Linked DNA regions of Homo sapiens: region 2 is linked to region 1. Evidence: chromatin contacts called from ENCODE Hi-C data. All regions are on one chromosome and are shown on one strand. The core of a region is the stretch at or near the end of the contact, and the rest is flanking DNA. Distances in the headings are between cores, read along the strand shown.

The links. Hi-C counts contacts between places; a loop is a spot of excess contacts on that map. Pooled maps may share reads with other maps.
Region 2: a loop to region 1 is called in a map with no recorded cell type, with 16 times the contacts of the local background. The contact joins two enhancer-like sites. A Hi-C loop is called at or near these places in 3 of 37 single-sample maps with no recorded cell type and 2 of 50 pooled maps.

The regions. Positions count from the first base shown.
Region 1 is chr5:149,804,192-149,807,421 of GRCh38, reverse strand. All of the region lies in intron 1 of PPARGC1B (PPARG coactivator 1 beta), which reads right to left. Among named protein-coding and RNA genes, the nearest start is that of MIR378A, 73 kb to the right of the region's middle. RefSeq lists a cis regulatory region at 1,409-1,419 and enhancers at 1,342-1,486, 1,076-1,725, 2,377-3,186. Within about 2 kb of position 1,446, at least 29 of the 41 ENCODE cell types and tissues checked have a DNase peak (open chromatin) inside an H3K27ac peak, as active enhancers do.
Region 2 is chr5:151,122,389-151,125,618 of GRCh38, reverse strand. It overlaps ANXA6 (annexin A6), which reads left to right. Exons shown (of 26, transcript NM_001155.5): 15 at 1,252-1,333; 16 at 2,608-2,702. Among named protein-coding and RNA genes, the nearest start is that of ANXA6, 34 kb to the left of the region's middle. RefSeq lists an enhancer at 1,274-1,774. Within about 2 kb of position 1,643, at least 21 of the 41 ENCODE cell types and tissues checked have a DNase peak (open chromatin) inside an H3K27ac peak, as active enhancers do.

The DNA of each region.
Region 1 (3,230 bases), core at 197-2,696:
TGAAGGGGCGACCACTGACACCCTGCTCATGAGCTGGCAGGTGCTTCCTTTCCTTGCCATGTTGTGTGGGATTTCCTCAAAATTCAGATGTGCCTAGGGACATGCCAGCCATCCTCCTGTGTCAGGAGGATGACAAAGTACCTGACTTTGGGAGGACAGAAAAGTGCTGGACTGCTGATAGTTTTATGACATGGTGAATGGACTTAATGCCACTGTTTTGTACTTTATAAATGGTAAATTTTAGTCTGAGCAACGTGGCAAAACCCTGTCTCTAAAAAAAAAAAAAATACAAAAATTGGCCAGGCACAGTAGCGTATGCCTATTGTCCCAACTACTCTGGAGTCTGAGGTGGAAGGATCACCTGATCCCAGGAAGTTGAGGCTGCAGTGAGCTGTGATGGTACCACTGCACTACTCTAGCCTAGATGACAGAGCAAGACCCTGTCTCAAAAAGGAAAAAAAAAAAGGGTAAATTTTATGTTAGGTACATTTTACCACAATTTTTTTTAAAAAGTTGGCCAGGCACAGTGGCTCAAGCCTATAATTCCAGCACTTTACGAGGCCAGGGTGGGTGGACGGCCTGAGGACAGGAGTTCGAGAGCAGCTGACCAATATGGTGAAACCCCGTCTCTACTAAAAATACAAAAATTAGCTGGGCATGGTGGTGGGTGCCTATAATCCCAGCTACTCGAGAGGCTGAGGCGGGAGAATCGCTGGAACCCAGGAGGCGGAGGTTGCAGTGAGCCGAGATCACACCATTGCACTCCAGCCTGGGCGACAACAGCGAAACTGTCTCAAAAAAAAAAAAAAAAAAGTCCCAGAGACCTAAAAAAACAAAGTGTCCCACACACTCCATCTGGAGGTGTTTTCTGGGGTCCTATAGTGTCCACGTTCTCTGGTTCTATTTCCGCATCTCCTGCCCTGGCTGGCAGGAGAGACCGAGGGAGCAGGGCCAGGGCTCAGCTGAGAAGCCCTTTTTCTTGTAAACACTGTTATAAATAACCCAGAAAGAGGTAGAAAGGGGGTCCTGGCAAGAGAGTGAAGGTCAGGCAGCCCCTTCATGGCATTTAAGGAAATGTCATGCTCAACAGGGCAGCAAGATGCCAGTGCACACCTTCAGCCCAGTGCTGCCTGGAGCTGACTGCCGCCTTGCTGTCATGCCAGAGCCCCCAGGCAGCACTCACACACCCAGGATATGCAGCCCTCTCAGGTGGCCGGCTCCTGGGGTTTATGAACAGACAGGGGACCCTCAGGTGGGTGGACAGGCAGTAGGTAGCTGGCGATTCCCCCTTCCCAGTAGGCTGGGGGCCTCGGCAGGCCAGAGCTGAAGTCAGTTCCCCAATAACCCAGGCCAGGACTCCACACCAGCCTGGGCTTGTCAGCCAACACATGACCAGGCCGAGGGAGAGATGACTCAGCAGTGCTCGGCCCACAGCTGCCCCTGCTGCTGCACAGCGTGGGAGCTGGAGGGGCCTCACAGCCCATCTGGTCCTGTGGTTCCCACACTGGGCTCCCTGGGGAACCCCCACAGCTCCACCATGGCCCTGGGCTTTGAAATGGGAGGAATTATGAAAGAGTTAATTAGGTTTCCCATGTTTATTAACCAAAAGTCATATAGTGGCAACCCATCATATTCCTATTTAACCAGAGTGAATTTAACATTATGTGATTGGCAAAAAAGATAAATAGGCCAGGCGCAGTGGCTTACACCTGTAATCCCAGCACCAAGGTGGGTGGGTCAGATCACCTGAGGTCAGGAGTTCGAGACCAGCCTGGCCAACATGGCAAAACCCCATCTCTACTAAAAATACAAAAATTAGCCAGGCGTGGTGGTGCACGCCTGTAATCCCAGCTATTCGGGAGGCAGAGGCAGGTGAATCGCTTGAACCCGGGAGGCAGAGGTTGCAGTGAGCCGAGATCATGCCACTGCACTCCAGCCTGGGGGACACAGTGAGACTCCGTCTCAAAAAAACAAATAAATAAATAAATAGCCATATTTCTATTTCTTTCTTACACATTAGAAGTAGGGTGATGTATCTTGCATGTGAATTCTCTATTTGCATAAACTCATATACACGTACCTATTTTCCATATACACTACTTTGTAGGCTATTTAAGGACCCTATGATAGTTAATTTGACCCAAACCCCAGACTAAGAAACCACTCCCCAAGTCCATGGTATTTACCACTCAGGGTGTCTGAGCAGCCTGTGAGAATCCAGCAAAGTGGGCATTCCCCATGTTATCTATGTGACTTTGAAAGAATGGGGAGGGGAAAGTTCTCCACACCTGTTAGTACCTTTGAGAGTCTTCCTGGGTTCCAGAAGCCCAGGCAACATCACGAAGGAGGAAGCTCCCATCAAGAGGGGCAGGGCTTGCCCACCATGCCCAGCGAGCTGGAGGCAGAGCGGATACCAGGGCTCATCGCTCACTCTCCTGCTGAAAACCCTCCCCTGACTTCTCATTGCCCTTGACTAAAACCCGGAGTCCTCAGGGGCCGAGTGCAGCTGGAGCCTGCCTGCTTTCTCACCACCTCCTGGACTCTCCCACCCTCCCTATACAGTAGGCATGGTGGCCTTCTTCCTTCCCATGGAACACAACCCTCTGTCTGGGGCTGTCCACCTGGGACACCTCCCCCAGGTCCTGGGGCCACCTTCCCACTGTTCAGTCGCAGTGAGAGAGGCCTTCCCCAACACTCCAATCCTTCCACTCACGGGGATTACATCACTGTGGGTTTTTGTTTTTGTTTTTTTGAGACAGCGTCTCACTCTGTCGCCCCAGCTGGAGTGCAGCGGTGTGAGCTCACCTCACTGCAATCTGTCTCCTGGGTTCAAGCGATTCTCCTGCTTCAGCGTCCCGAGTAGCTGGGACTACAGGCATGCTCCACCACCTGGCTAATTTTTGTATTTTTGGTAGAGATGGGGTTTCGCCATGTTGGCCAGGCTGGTTTCAAGCTCCTGACCTCAAGTGATCTACCCACCTCAGCCTCGCAAAGTGCTGGGATTATAGGTGTGAGCCACCGCACCCGGCCGCATCACTGTGTTTTAAGCATAGCATGGAACCAGGGACCATCCGTCTCCTCTCCAGAATATAAACTGTCCAAGCACCTGGCCTTGTCCTTTGCTGAGTCCCAGCACCTGGAAAGGTGCCAAGCACTGAGTAGGTGCTTACTAAACCTTTGCAGGACGGGAGGGTGTGGGGTGGAGGCGCAGAGGCACTATTTCCCAGGAC
Region 2 (3,230 bases), core at 394-2,893, 1.3 Mb before region 1:
ACGTCAAAGAGGAAGTCTTGGTTTGGTGCCGCCGTCTCTGCAACACTTGCTGATTTTCCTTTTTCACAAAGAGAAAGCTGAGAGAGCTCGCTTTAAGTTTCAGAGCTTCTGGCAAGTAGAGGCATCATGTTAAATTTCATGGTATATCACCTCTTTTGTTTTTATTATGTTGATTTTTGTGGTAAATTGTCAGTTTATGATACATGGTATCAACTTCCTAATTCATGGTAGTTATATAAAATTAATTTCATCCATTCCTTTTTTTTTTTTTTTTTTTGAGACAGGGTCTCACTCTGTTATCCAGGCTGGAGTACAGTGGCATGATCATGGCTCACTGCCACCTCCCCAGGCTCAGGTGATCCTTCCACTTAGCTTCCCAAGTAGCTGGGACCTCAGGTGGACACCACCACACCTGGCTAATTTGTGTAGAGACAGGGTTTCACCATGTTGCCTGGGCTCATCTTGAACCAATGGGCTCAAGCGATCCTCCTGCCTTGGCCTCCCAAAGTGCTGAGATTACAGGCATGAGCCATTGTGCCAAGCCTCATTAATCCACTTAACAATTATTTTTTGAGTGTGCCTATTATGTCAGACACTGTTGTAGGCACCTGGGATATGTAACAGGATAAAACGGATACAATTCCTTGCCTTTTGGGAGTAATTTTAAATGCACTTCAAAAATTGATGCATTTAAGTAGACAGAAAAGAAGTTGAATTACATAAAACCATTAAGAGATGGCATAGTGTGTGTGCTAATTTGGAATAGTGAAAGTCCTTTAGGAGTGACTGAAATTTGGGAAACTCTGTTCTGGTATTTCAGAACTTTTCTGCTGCCTTTTCAGGGGGAATGACTCTTTAAGAGGCAGAGGGGGCCTCGGGGGCAGGGTAGGATTCAGAAGAATTGGGGATGCCCCGGTGGAATAAGCAGCCAAGGGGCACTAGAACCGAGGCAGATCCCGTGGCAGGCGGGAGCCTAGCCAATTTCTCTTGATCAGGACTTGCCCTGCTCCCAGCCCTGAGTCCCTCTCTCCCTCTCTCTATATCTTTCTGTCTCTTTCTCTCTCTCTCTCTCTCTCTCTCTCAGCTCTCGTGCAGGGTCTGTCTGCTGTGGCTTCACCTCTGCCTCTTTCCCCACCCACGCCGCTTGGTTTGGGCTCATGGGGTGAGCTTCCCACCCTCGCATGCTGTCTTTCAGCCTGGTCCCCAGGGGGGCCTTCAGACACCTGCTGAGTCTCTTTCTGCTTCTCACAGCTGAAGGGAACTGTGCGCCCAGCCAATGACTTCAACCCTGACGCAGATGCCAAAGCGCTGCGGAAAGCCATGAAGGGACTCGGTATGGGGGATGGGAAGGGAGCAGGGTTGGTCTCCAGGGCAGCAGGTGTGGTGGGTTTGGCCGTGGGCTGGCAGGGGATGGAGTGAGGTTTCAAATTAGAGTCTGCAGGATGAGGAAGGCTTGATCTCAAGTTTCCACCCTCCTAGCTCCCAGAGTATAGAGAGGAGGGGCAGGAGAGGGTTCATAAGGAACTTGGCAGAAGCCCTTTCCAGGGACCAAGGTGTCCCCCAGCCTCCTGGAAGCAGTATCCTGGCACTGAAGAAAGTACCAGGTCACAAAATTGGCATGGTGCCCTGGCTCTGCTGCTGACTCACCGTGTGACTCTGGGTGAGCCTCTCCGCCACTCTGGGTCTGAATTTCCCTATGTGTAAAATCAGGGCTGTGGACCCTGGAACCCAAGAGCCCTCCCTCATTCTGTGGTGGGAGTGTGCCCTGCTGGGCAGGTCTTTCAGACCTATATTTGGCACCAGTGGGAAGAGTACTGCACCCACAGGTTCAGATCAGCTGGGCCTGTGCTCAGAAAGTCCAGCCTGGGACAGGCCATCTAGGGTTTGGCTTTCTTTGCCTTTCTGCCCCATCTGTCTGACAGCAACTCCCAGGAGGCTTTAGGTTAAGTCCATCACCCTCCTGAGCCTCCTTTCCATGTGTCTCATGGGAATGATGATACCTGCCAAGCTCGCCTGGGACTGTAGGATGCTAGAGGTAAAAATGCCATGAAAGACCCCTGTGCTGGGTCTGTGGTTGATGGCATTAATCTGAGAAGCAGGAAGTGATATTCTAATGCCTTCCAGAGTCAACCTGCTGTGGTTAGAGGGACTCAGGGTCCAGCTTCCAGAGAGCTGAAGAGAAAGGACATAGAGTTGCTAACAGGACTTGGACTGTCAGGGTTGGAAGGATCCCTTGGTGACTACTCCAGCCTCTTCATGTTACAGATGTGGAAACCAAGTCCCATCAAGGGAAGGGGACTTGCCCAGGGTGGGCAGCCATTGCCAGAGCCAGAACTAGAACTCAGAGGCACTGACTCCCAACCCAGTGCTCTCTACCTCCCAGCTGTCCTTTTTCCTCAGCGTGTCAAAAGGAAAGGGAGGGAGGAGTCCAGCAGAAATCAGTGGCCTGAGCCATAGGCAAGCGGACTGCAGGGACTCAGGAGCACATGGCCGCTTAGCCAGGCTTCTACCCTGACAAAGATCGATGAGGGGCCATCAGTGGGCGGTGCATGGGGAAAGCCGAGAGCCACAGGCCTTCTTCTGAGGCATGTGGCTTTGGTGACTCAGGGACTGACGAAGACACAATCATCGATATCATCACGCACCGCAGCAATGTCCAGCGGCAGCAGATCCGGCAGACCTTCAAGTCTCACTTTGGCCGGGTAAGGACCTCCTCCTGGGCTCTCTGTGCAACATGCATGCACCTTGCCTGATTGAGCTCAGCCTGTCCCCATCGGTTCTGCACAGTTGGGCACCAGGGTCTTCATGGCAGAGGGACCCTGTGTGGTCATATGATCTCAGAGTGTCTCCAGCACTGGGTTTGGGCAGACATATCTTTCCATGCCCCCAGTTCCTTGTGATGGGCAACACTTGTGTGAGTTGCTCAGTGGACTCAGAGGCACAGCATGGGGCCAAGATCAGGGCTATGAGTTGTTTTCAGTGTGCTTTGGGCATCTTGCAATTCCTCTGCACAGACAGAGCTGGCTTCAAGGCCCCAACTGAGTGTCAGGGATTATTGCACATTGGTGGCATCTGGCTTAGGTTGATGCATTTCCCCCTGAGTGGAAACAGTGTCCTTCAGCTCTGCTGCCTTCCCGTTCCTGTCTCCTGTGTCAAGGAGAGTGGGTCTTCCTCCTGGTTGTTTTTTCCCTACCCTCTTTGGCTTCATCTAAATAATAAGTACAACATCA